Linked DNA regions of Homo sapiens: region 1 is linked to region 2. The links are chromatin contacts, found by Hi-C or POLR2A ChIA-PET in ENCODE. All regions are on one chromosome and are shown on one strand. Each heading gives the region's core, a stretch centred on a gene start or an enhancer-like site at or near the end of the contact. The rest is flanking DNA. Distances are from core to core; before and after follow the strand shown.

The links. Hi-C counts contacts between places; a loop is a spot of excess contacts on that map. ChIA-PET counts read pairs that join two places held with the same protein, here RNA polymerase II (POLR2A). Pooled maps may share reads with other maps.
Region 1: a loop to region 2 is called in a map of B cell, with 8 times the contacts of the local background. The contact joins the promoter of ARLNC1 here to the promoter of DYNLRB2 in region 2. A Hi-C loop is called at or near these places in 1 of 168 maps with a recorded cell type or tissue (B cell) and 4 of 50 pooled maps. POLR2A ChIA-PET finds 5 or more read pairs at or near these places in 1 of 52 experiments (activated CD4-positive, alpha-beta T cell).

What each region holds. Positions count from the first base shown.
Region 1 is chr16:80,888,972-80,895,230 of GRCh38, reverse strand. It overlaps ARLNC1 (androgen receptor regulated long noncoding RNA 1), which reads left to right and starts at 2,635. Exons shown (of 3, transcript NR_131948.1): 1 at 2,635-2,726.
Region 2 is chr16:80,537,483-80,543,733 of GRCh38, reverse strand. It overlaps DYNLRB2 (dynein light chain roadblock-type 2), which reads right to left and starts at 2,741. Exons shown (of 4, transcript NM_130897.3): 1 at 2,655-2,741; 2 at 383-458. The coding sequence starts at 2,657. The region is part of intron 1 of DYNLRB2-AS1 (DYNLRB2 antisense RNA 1); the gene reads left to right. RefSeq lists an enhancer at 2,601-2,690.

The DNA.
Region 1 (6,259 bases), core at 1,386-3,885, 350 kb before region 2:
CTCAATGGGAGTGGAGATGGGTACTCATGCCAAGAGCAGCTGTTGTTTCTTTGGTCTGCAGGATGACAGGCACGGTGCAAAGAACTCTGTGTCCCTCATCTTAGGTATGACCACACGAATCCTTGTCCTCAGTATTTAGTTGAGAAAACTTCCCCTCCACCAGATTACTGGGTGGTGGAGCTTCAGGTCTTTTTGTCTCTAAGGCCTGAGTCCTTCCCATGGATCTCCCTGCCCACTCCAGACATGCAATCTATGCTCATACATATGTAATTGACCCTCATAGAGTGGGATCAAATCAACTGTATTTCATTCTCCCCTCTGCACACTCCTACCCACGTTGCGAGAGGAGTCCTTCTCTTGCCCCTGGTTAGAAGCTTTTCCAGCCAGTCTCAGATAATATGAGTACCCAGTTCACTTTACATCCCAAAGAACCCTCATTTCAGTCATTGATGTGTCCCATCCATGTAGGGATCCAAACCCCAGACCTTCCTAAAGCTGCAACTTCTGCCCTGCTCCCGACAGCGGGCCTGCTGCTGTATGGTCAATTTTGCCTCTGTTTCTCTGCCTTTACCTCCCCTAGCTTGGTAAGCAGTTTCTGATCCCTGCAGGGCCCAGGTGGTGGAGGGAGGGAGCAGAACGATCTTATTTGTCAGGTTCTGTCCCAAACTTGTCACCGTATCATGTGGTAGCATAAAGGGAATATAATTTTAGCTTAAAAAATAAAAGCATATTTGTTTAGTTTTGGAGGAAAGAGATCACTGGGAAATAATAATGGTGGACAAAATATATTGAGCTATTTTTCTGTATTTTCAAACACATACACAACCAGAAGTGGCTACTATTACTTTTTCCCACTTTGTTTTTAAGAAAACAGAAGCTCTGAGATGAGTAATTTGTCAAGGTCAAATAGCTTTTTAAGTGGGAGAGCAGGGCTTTGAGCCCAGAGACTTTGACTGCGGAACCTGGCCTCTTTACTGCTCTGCTATATGAAGTTGGGAAATACTGCCAGAGCAGATTGCGTTTCCTTTTAATAGCTGGTATCAAAGCAAATCTAATGAAAACGTGTAACTTGAAAACAATGTCTCTGAAATTTATGCTCTTAAAGGGGATTTCTTGTGTTTGAAAATAACCAACTCAATTGGATGATATGTAAGGAATTAGGAAAAAAACCAAGCAATTCTCAAGGGAACTAATTTGTATAACTAGGAAATATCTCAAGAGAATTATTTCTTGCATTGTATGATACTTGGGAGCATATACCATACAGTCAGATTTGCAACCAGAAATAATTTGTTGTGCGAAATAAGACACCTTCCCTCCAACACTTGGTCTGTAGGGAGAGGAGACGAGATCACCGATAATGATTTTCACATGTAAGGCTGTGATTTCAGTTGTTGCAATTTGTTCCTTTCTCGACGCTTCAGTTTGGTTGGTATTCACAGGAGCATTGACATACTTTTTACATAATATAATTTTCCAAAGCGTTTTTAACCCAAGAGGTTGGAATATTTTGGGTGGAAGCAGGCATTTTGGACTGGGTACCCTGCATACACCAGTCTTCACCCTGTTGCCCAAGCTATTGTCTCTACTGTTGAACTTCTACTCATCATTCAAGGCCCACACAGATTGTCACCTCCTCATTGTAAGCCTTTCTAATTGTCAGAACAAAATGAGCTGCCTGCCTCCATTGGACCATAGCCAATTTTTTTTTTTTTTTTTAAGATAGAGTTTTTCTCTTGCTGCGCAGGCTGGAGTGCAATGGTGCTACCGCAACCTCTGCCTCCTGGGTTAAAGTGATTCTCCTGCCTCAGCCTCCCAAATAGCTGGGATTACAGGCATGCGCCACCACATCCGTCTAATTTTGTATTTTTAGTAGAGATGGGGTTTCTCCATGTTCGTCAGGCTGGTCTGAAACTCCGGACCTCGGGTGATCCACCCGCCTCGGCCTCCCAAAGTGCTGGGATTACAGGTGTGAGCCACTGTGCCCAGCCGACCATAGCCAATTTTGTAACTCACAACATTTTACCTTCTATTAGATTGTCCTGTCTTTGCGTCATTGCTCTGCTTAAAAGTTTCCATTTAGTAGGTAGCGTAGTCTTGTTTCCGTGCTTGCCAAACTATGGCCTGAGGGCCAAATCCAGCCTGCTGCCTGGTGTGGTATAGCCCTTGGGATTAAAATGACTTTTTGCTTTTTTAAATGATTGGGGGACATAGGCCAAAAGAAAGGTAACACTTCATGACACATGAAAATGATATAACATCCTGATTTCATTGTCCATCATTAAAGTTTTATTGGAGCACAGTCATGCTCATTTATTTATGCATTGTCGGTGGCTGCTTTTGCGCAACAGCGACTTTGAGTAGTTGCAAAACAGACCATCTGGCCCTCAAAGCCGAAAATATTTTCTATCTGGCCCTTTACAGAAAGCCTTTGTTGACCTGTGACACGGTTTGGCTCTGTGTCCCCACCCAAATTTCATCTTGTAGCTCCCATAATTCCCACGTGTTATGGGAGGGACCCAATGGGAGATGCCTGAATTATGGGGGCGGGTCTTTCCTGAGCCGTTTCTCGTGAGAGTGAATAGTTCTCACGAGATCTGATGGTTTTAAAAACGGGAGTTGCGTTGTACAAGCTTTCTTTTTGTTTGCTGCCTTCCGTAGAAGATGTGGCTTGCTCATGCTTGACTTCTGCCATGGTTGTGAGGCCTCCCCAGCCATGTGGAACTGTAAGTCCAATAAACTTCCTTCTTTTGTAAATTGCCCAGTCTCGGGTATGTCTTTATCATCAGCCTGAAAACTGACTAATACAACCTGTGTAGTAGAGCAGGGAGAAATCTCTCACATTTTAGTGTTTATCAGAATAACCTGGAGGGCTTGTTATAACCAAGTGTTGGACCCTACCCCTATAGTTTCTGATTCAGCAGGGCTGGGGTGAGCCCTGAGAATTTGCGTTTCTAAGAAGTTCCCAGGTGCGGCTGCTGCTGCTGCTGGTTGAGTCCTCTACTTTGAGAGTCACTGGTTTAGAGGTAAAGGACGGTCTCTGAAGACACAGATACATCTGGAGCTAGTTTCTTATTAATCAAACAGTTAACCTCTCTGAATCTCCATCTGTAAAATGGGGATAAATGGCAGCCTCTTCAGATTGTTTGAAGATTTGGTAGATAAAGCCTATGAAAGTTCCTGGAAGGTATAGTAAAGATTCAATACATGTTTTTCTCTCCTTCTTTCTGTTCTCTGCCTACACCTTGTCTCCCTCAGCGAAGGAACTGTAAACACTTCATTTTCTCAGGGACTAAGAACTCCCCTTCTTTATAGGGTTGCTTGGGAACTGTATAGTCGTGGACAAGTCCTGAAGAGCTTCCCTCTAGCGTCATACTTTTCATGTAACCCCAGGTAGGCTGGGAAAACCATTCCGACCTAACTTACTTGCACGCCTACTGTGTACAAGCATCTGTACTAAGTAAGAAAATTAACATCCAGGACTAGAAAAGAGATGATCTCTTAACCTGACAGATGATTTCACGACAAAGGCAGAGGCCAGGCCTTAAAAAAGAATGGTTGTGCTTTTGTTAATTATAACCAGCTGATTTTGTCTTCTTCCTTAGGAAGAATGATAAAGGGCAAGTGCTTTAGAAACCAAGCCGTGCTGAAATGTTTAAGGAACCAGATATGAGTGCATTCAAAAGAAATACAGGCAATTTGAAAGTAGTGTTTTTCTGGAGCTTGGCTTTAGAACCAGGGTTAAGCACACAAAACCCTAAGTTTTCCCTAAGAATTTTTTTCCCTTTGAAACTTAGCCATTCCTACTTCGTAAAATTGTTGTGAGGATCAAGGGAGATAATAATATAATTATATTTGAAAAGTATAAAGCACTGTTTACATGCAAGGGAATCAGGTTTAACACATTAAATGGAAATCAAATTAGGGACGAAAGAGTGCAGTTTATTGGATGAATAGCAGAGGGTTCAGAAAATCTGGGGAATGCTGTAGGAATCCACTTCTGTCTGTCTTAGCCTCTAGAAATGTGTGCACCTTAATTTGCTTGTTAAATTAATTATAGAGATAGTCTTTTGACCTTCTTGTTCTCAAATTTCTTACTTTCTCTGCATGTGGCAGAACGTGACAGATGAACAATTAATAGCATACAGTTTCCCTCCACATAGGGCACAAAACATCAGTTGCTTACTCCCTGTTAGCCCTACTTAGAAAGAGGTACTTTTCCACTTTGCCTTCATATTTTTGCATTGTGCCTCCGTCCCTTTACCTCTTTGATGGCTTCAGCTGTGGCTAGATTTGCAAATCACGTTTATTTTGATAACCTTCTACTGAAAAATATTTTTCAGCAGAGGTGTGCTGGTAAATGTTTAACAACCAGTTCCCTGGGAGAGTGTATGTATGTATATGCTATTTATTTGATGTTTACTATCAATATTGCTGATTTAAAGGATGTGTAACACACAATTTACAAATAATGATAAAGTATGCAATACTCTTCATTGTAAATTCCGTATAACCAATTGATAGCAGGATGCCTTTGCTGATTTGTAACCAATTCTTGTCTATAGCCAACCTGTTATTGCAATTGACCAGCAAGTGTAATTCCAACATAAATGTTGGTTGATATTTACTTTTATGTTAATTAGTAAGATGAAGGTGAAACAACCAAAAATATATGTATGCCAGTAATAAGGAGTGACTACTTTTTCTAATTGGATAATAGTTTTGAATACTAGAAGAATATTTTCTTAATTTTTTATGCTATCATACCTACAGACCCAACATTCACTTAATTTTAATCTGTGTAATTAACATTTTTCACCTTCACTTTTTTAAGCCTAGAAAACTAACAAAACAATAAATCAAGCCCTGACTTGTAGCATTTACCAGTTCCCATGGTATAAATAATCCTACTGCTGATTTCAAGTTACCAATGAGATGTCCCTGAACATAGAGGTAGGAAGAGATGTGCTGGTTCACAGTTTTGTGAGCCACATAATTTCTGTTGCAGCTACCCAGTTCTGCTGTTGCAACACAGAGACAACCATAGACGATATGTAAATGAATGGGTGTGAGTGGCTGTGTCCCAATAAAACTTTATTTACAAAAACAGCCTGTGGCCAGGTTTGGCCCACAGGCTATCATTTGCCAATTCATGGTCTTTAGTCAATCTCCTAATTATAATGCTTTTCAACTTTTTAAAATAGACTTTATTATTATTTTTAGAGCAGTTTCAGGTTTACTAAGTGGAAGGTACAGGGATTTCCCACATGCCCCCTGTCCCCCAAATCCATACCTTCCCTCACTATCAACACCCCTCAACCAGAGTGATTCGTTTATTACCACTGATAAGCCTACATCAACAGGTCGTTATCACCCAGAGTTGATAGTTTACTTTAGGGTTCGCTTTCTGTGGTGTACATTTTGTGGGTTTGGACAAACATGTACTCATATATATCCACCATTATAGTGTCACACAGAGTAATTTCACTGCCCTCAAGATCCTCTGTGCTCCACTGGATCAGATCCAAGTAGCAGTTGCCAGGGGTTGGGGGAGGAGGGATGAATAGATGAAGCTCAACTTTATTTTTAATCAGGAAAAAAATACTTAAATCTACAGCAAACAACAGCTATTTATTGAATACCTAATATAAGCCATACGAGCCAAGCACTGTGCTTAGTTTTAAGAATCTGGGCTGGGCACGGTGGCTTATGCCTGTAGTCCCAGCACTTTGGGAGGTAGAGGTGGGCAGATCATGAGGTCAGGAGTTTGAGACCAGCCTGGCCAACATGGTGAAACCCCGTCTCTACTAGAGATACAAAAAATTAGCTGGGCGTGGTGGTGCGCACCTGTAATCCCAGCTACTTGGGAAGCTGAGGCAGAAGAGTCCCTTGAACCCGGGAGGCAGAGGTTGCAGTGAGCCGAGATCGCACCATTGCACTCCAGTCTAGGTGACAGGGTGAGACTCTGTCTCAAAAAAAAAAAAAAAAACAAAACCAAAAACAAACAAACAGCAAGAATCTGGGAGCACATCACTCATAGATAGGTTCTTCATGGATCTTACATTCTAGTCAGGGTAGACTGACAGTTACTAGAAACAAAGCAAAACAAACAGACAAAAGAGCTATGAATCTTAACTGGAATTCAATACATAAAATAGATAAAAGCTCAGAGTCCTAAAAACTTGAGCACTTTCTCACCCTGCTGGTTCCCCCTGTGTTTAACTGTAGGACTCTACTGATAAGAACTGGAAAACCATGA
Region 2 (6,251 bases), core at 1,492-3,991:
CTGTATGGTTCATAATGTTGAAACGCAAACAACCCACCAACAATGATATTCTCCCTATCTTCTATATGATAGTTTTATTGGCACTTCTGAAATGTTGGAAGAGAATTACCAAAGCTTTAAAAAGTAAACAATGTATAGTGCTTCTTAGGAGTATATAGAGATTTTTAGACATGTCTTATTCATATTTATGCCCCCAGATCTTAGCAGAGTGTTTGGCATATAACAGATACTCAATAGATGTTTGGTAAGTGAATGCCAGAGCTAAAATATATAAATATATTTTTGATGTCAAATTCGAAGATGTTTGTCTTAAGGACTAACACGGCAAACAGGTTCCTGGTTGGCTTCTGTGTGTCAAGAAGACAGCCTGTGATATATTTACCTTCTGCATTTACAACCATAGTTCCAATAACCCCTTTATGACTCTGGATCCTCTTTAAGGTTTCCTCCACCTCTGCCTGAAAGAGACCAGGAAGATAATTAACCAAAAGGGCCCTGTGGTAACTTCAACCCTAAGGAGAATAATGTTTAGCAAGATACCTACTCTCCTATCTCCTTAACCTAAGGTGCCAGGTGTGATAATCTCAGATTTTTAAAAGACAGCTTAGAAATTGTCAAGTCCCACATAAATACCTACGTAAGACCTCCTGGATACAATCCTGATGAATCTCTTGGCTTGAACCCTTGTAGAGACAGAGAGCTTACTGCCTCACAGGAGTTCACTCCATTTTTATCTGTTTCCATTTACTAGAAAAGTATTCTTTACATTGCATGGAAATTTGTCCCAGATTATCTTTCATTCATTGACCCTGCTGTATTCAAATGAAAATTCCTTTTCTACATTACAGTGCTTTAAATATTTATAGAGCTATATCATGGCCTCCCTCTGTCTAAAAGTAGTCCTTATTGAGAAATCTTATTTTCATTAATGTGACCTAATCAGTTCGGATGATTAAATTTAAAGGATAGTCTATAAAAACAAAGTATTCCAGGATTCTAGGATTTTCTTGATAACTATAGCTTGCGTCTCAGTGCAAGCTGAATGTTCAACTATGAGTGATTATTCTGGAATCTATTATTGTGTTTTAAACTCATTCGGAATCTTATGTGTAGAGTGTATTGTATGTTTTCTTCCCCTGTAGAAAACTCAAAGACAAGAACGATCTTTTCCAAACCTGCAAATTTTTCATGACTGAGCAATCACTGGATATTTTGAATTCTGCAAATTCTCTTGATGAGGGTTTGCTATATTCTTTTTTCCTCAGTATTGCACAGGTGAACATTTTGTTACTTCAAGATAGTTTTCCTTTGTACTTGGTATGGGCAGGAGCACTTATTTTCTCTATTTCAGCATCAGAGCCAAGGTTTTCTTGACTTTAGGCATTTGTGTACTAGATTCATGATTCTTGCCATTATGAATGCCATGTATACTATTTATCTAGGTGTTCTTTAAATTATCTCACTGCTAAAAGCTTAAATAAATGCATTTTAAGAGGAAATCGTATGTCACTACCACAAATGGAAACCTGACGTTATTCCTCATAAATAGAAATAACTGTAAAACAAACAAAATGAACAAAATGAAGAGAGAGCCTATCATTAAATTCTACTGCAATGAAAGCTCTGAGCCTGAGGCCTGCTCTTCGGATGAAAAAATGGAAATTTCCAAATGACAGTGGTATTAAGGACCTAATAGCAACAGAAATTTTCTCCTGTATGTAGTCTGAAGGTTGAACAAAATGGAAGAGGAATAACTTTCTCACGATGTGATTCACTCTTATTTAGCATTTCTCGGCCATCTTATGTAGCAACGAATGTTTGCATCTGACTTTGAGAAACACTACACTAAACCGTAAGCGTTGAACAGGGGATCAATAATTCACTGCATTTTGGGCAATCTTTAAGACGATGTCCACAGCTTCTTACAGCCACTGTGTCCTTATTTATCTTTCTCCCTTTACTTATCTCCCAAACTCCTTTCTTTTCTTTCCCTGGCCTTTCCATTTCTCCACCCAGTTGTTTCTCTTCTCATGATTTGTAAGTGCTCCTAGTATAATTTCTTAATCCCCATCTCCAATCCCCGTTTCATTCTTCTCTTAACGCCCTTTGCTTTCCACAGTCTCTACTTTTTTTTTTCTTACCTCTTTTTCTGGGGGGGAGGGGGGCGGGTCTCCCATCACTTCTTTCCTTTTTCTTTATTTCCCTTTCTTCTTTCTCAGTATCTTCCCTTCTCACCCTTCCATTCCCTTGCTTTCCCTGTCCCACCTCTTCCTTCTCTCTAAGGGTCTGATTTTTTTTCCTCTCCATCTCGGCCTCCCGCCCCCTCTTTGGAAACTTTCCTGGCTCCCCGGATTTCTCACTCCCCTGAGCATTCTTCATCCTCTGAATCTCTCTCTTCCCTTTCTCAACATCACCCCTCCTTATGTACCATCCCCGCGAAATCAATTCCCAAAACAGCTTCCAGTCATCTAGACATCTTCTTGCCCCTTTCCAAGGTCTCCCTCTCGCCCCTCCAGGAAGATCCTGGAGCCACCAGCCTCCGCCGCGGCCCCTGGACCGCCCGTGCCTGGGTGGGCCCCAGAAGCTGGGTGCGAAGGTCCTTGACGGTCGGCGTGCTTGGAACGGCGGGGCGTGGACGGAGACCCCAGATTTACCATCGCGGAGGCCGCGAAACTCTGGGCTCAGGCCGGCGGCACAGCCTCCCGGGATGTCAACAACGCTACCCGCCGTTGCTAGGAGACAAAAAAGGAAGTGGCCCCACGGAAGCGTCAGGGCTGCGCCTGCGCGCTCGCGAGTCGGCTTTTTCGCCCTGACCGCGCTCCTGATGCCTCCCGGCCGCCGTAGGCGAAGGTTCGCGGAAGAGGGGAGCAGGCGCTCACCTGAGGTTCGCCCAATCCTGGAGCAGTGGGTCCCGGGAGGGAAGAGGGAAGTGGGTCAGGCTCCCGGCCTGTGTTTGTCCATTCATTCATTCATTGAGGCACGAATTAATGTGATAACCACTTATTCGTTCAAAAACTGCTGATTCACCACCCACCAGGTGCCAGGGAGACGGACAAAATGCACCAAACAAAATGCACGAAACAGTACCGGAAGCAGTAATGTCCACGTGTGATACTTGCCCTGGAGCAAGTAAGGAGGGGACAGGACCATCTGACTTCGGGGTTGGGCTGCTCTAGGGGTTTGGTGATAGTCTTAGCTGCCTGTGACCGTCCATTAGTACTGCCCTGTTCAGGGCAGATACTGTTCGCTCGCCTCCCAGTAGTTTTTATATTGAAGAAAAATATATCAGAGCATCAAATAGTACAACCTTATGTACTTAAAAAAATTACTTTCTATCTGTCTACTCTAAGATCAGTAGAGTAAGCACAGTTGCACATTTTATGTTCTCACCTAGTTATAGCACCCTCTTCCTGTTCTCAACTCCATTGAAGAGTTGCTACTTGTCAGTATTTCTGTTAGTTGTCAGTATCCATTAGGATCTGTATTTTTGCCATTTTAAAAATCAACAGTTCTGAGTTACTAAAAAATTGCAAATGGTAGTTCCGGAGGTTCTATACGTTGCCATAGAAGAGCATTCCATTGGGTGTTTAAGGAACTGTTGGAGGAAACACGTTAAAGATCAGTTAGGAATGATCAGAAGTCACTTGACCTTTTGAGGGACATTGATAATATCCTTATAGCCTAGGAGGAAAAGAGCCACTATTGTACGACGAAGCACAGCAGGAAAATTTTATGGCTGGAGTCGTGTTATGACTTCCTGAGGTTAGAGGAGGACAAATATTGATTACAAAATACAAGCTGTAAGTTGGGAATGCATCTTCATAGGGATCATGCCATAACAACTTCCTGTAATACCGATTCTGTTTGTGCATCCATTTCCAGAAAGTAGTCTCACACTGAACAAGGCATACATCGTGCTAGGAATGTCAACTGGATTCTGAATGGTCCATGTTAGGGGTGCTCTGGGACAGTTTTGAACTCATTGGCAGGCTTGGACTCGATGATCCATTTCAACTCCACATCTGTCATTTTATTATATTAACTACAGAAATACTCTGAGAAACTGTAGTTCTGCTCTAATTTTTGTTGAGGTGTGGGTGATTCTGATCACTGTAGTTCTCTCCTTTTTTTCCCTCCAAGAAATCTGTATATCTCAGCCAGTTCACTATTACTAGCCAAAGAATCCCGCTTGACTCTCAACACCTGGTACTCCAACAAAGTTGCTTTGGAAAGGACTGCTATAGCTGTGGGGAAGGAGTCTGAGTCTGGTGTGTGCGTGTGCGTGTGCATTTGTGTGCTTGTGTGTGTATGCATGCATGTGTGTACAGATCTGGCTCTTACCTGATTGACTATAGCTACCATTTTGCAGTAATACAAATAATAGGTCTTTACAGAAATACTGGCTGAGTTGAATGAAGAGTGATTCTTGGGTTCTCTGGGTGTTTCTGATCAAGGAGATTCCACTTGATTGTGTAGCCGTTTGTTTTTCTTACAAAAATCAGTGACAGTGCACCATGTCTGATATGTCAATCAGCTTTAATGAAGGAACCAACTGCATATGCATGGAGTGTGAATTTCCTTGTTTCTGGAGTCAGGATGTCAAGCTCATTCAATAGCTGACAGCTGTAATTAGAGCAAAGAACGATTCTAGCATAAAACGCACTGACGGGAGAACCCAACTGCTGAAAAAGAAATAAGAAGTAGCCAAACTGACTTCCAACCAACAGTCAAGTTTGACTCTGTGCACAGAAAATCAATGAGGAGAACTTGAGCCATTTCCCCTTTATCAATTTTTCACTTCTAATTATTCCTTGGAGGTAGCTCGGTTTAATTTTCATGCCTTTTTTGGACCTGTAATGAATATCCAGAGCTGTGCTATATAAAGTGTCTTTGCAATGTCTTACATGTTTCCTACTCCATCCCCAATATATGTGAATTCCCCTTTTACCCTCTCCTCTTTCTCCCATCCCCTCGGCCTTTCTTTTTGACTCACAATAAGTGCTAAATAACTTTGAACGTAAGTGAAAATATTAGTGAATAATAGTTTTTGCAAGTACTCTGACTTAACCCCAAAAGTGATACATGCAGAGACCAAGTCCACTATTTTTCACATATGATTTTGTTAGAAGGAGATGATTTTCTTCTGGGAGTCTCTCTTGCTGTTTGATACTTTGCTACTGCTCTCTGGTTAGCTTGAAGAAATCCAGATAACTTAATGATCTTGAGTTTTTTTTTTGGTATTTTCTATACCAACCCATATAGCTATCTTTGGCATTCTTGGCAGTTGGCAAATATTATGAACTGGGCTGTAGAATAAATTTTGTGCCCATTTTCTCATAAGGTAAGGCATTGTTTGTCACTTACCAGAACTTCTCCTGGTATTCTACTGGTTTCCCTCCAGAAAATAGACACTACATTCTTCTAACATGTTCACAGGCCAGGCATGGTGGCTTTCATCTGTAACCCCAGTGTTTTGGGAGCTGAGGCAGGAGGATTGCTTAAGGCCGGTAGTTTGAGAACAGCCTGGGCAACAAAGCAAGACATAATTTCTACTAAAAATCAAAAAAAAAAAAAAAAAAAGGCTGGGCGTGGTGGTATATGCCTGTATTCCCAGCTACTTGGGAGGCTGAGGCAAGAGGATCACTTGAGGCTGGGAGTTTGAGGTTGCAGTGAGCCACAGTTACACCACTCTCACTAGCCTGGGTGACAGAGTGAGACTTGTCTCAAATAAAAAAAGTACAATAAAATAATAAAATAAAATACTCCTTAATACTAGGGCATAATTAGAAGATACCAGTAATATCAATAAGTATTTCCTAAAACTGACCCAATGTCATAGAATTGCAGTATTATAGATTTTAAGTTTCAGAAAATCAATCATTTTCTTCTTCTTAGGACAAAGGCACCCTCTGGGGTGACTCCTTTCAAGACCTAAGTGTAATAGAAGTATTTGCTTTCCATAAGGGAATCCTTCCTGTTGAAATTAAGTGTTTTCCTAGAGCACAGGATTTGGAGTTGTATGCATGTGGGGTTGACATTTCTAGGCATATTTCCTTCAATAAAAAAAACAGCATCAGCTTCTTCATTTATAAAGTAAGAAAGATAGTATCTACCTTAGAAGGTTGAGATGCGAGGTTTAAATATTATGTGGGTGAAATGTCTGGCTCATACCAGGTGACCAGTGTGGATCATTTAACCATGTTTCTTTCTTCTGTCTTTTCTTTGGTCCATCTTTCCTCCTTCCCTGCATT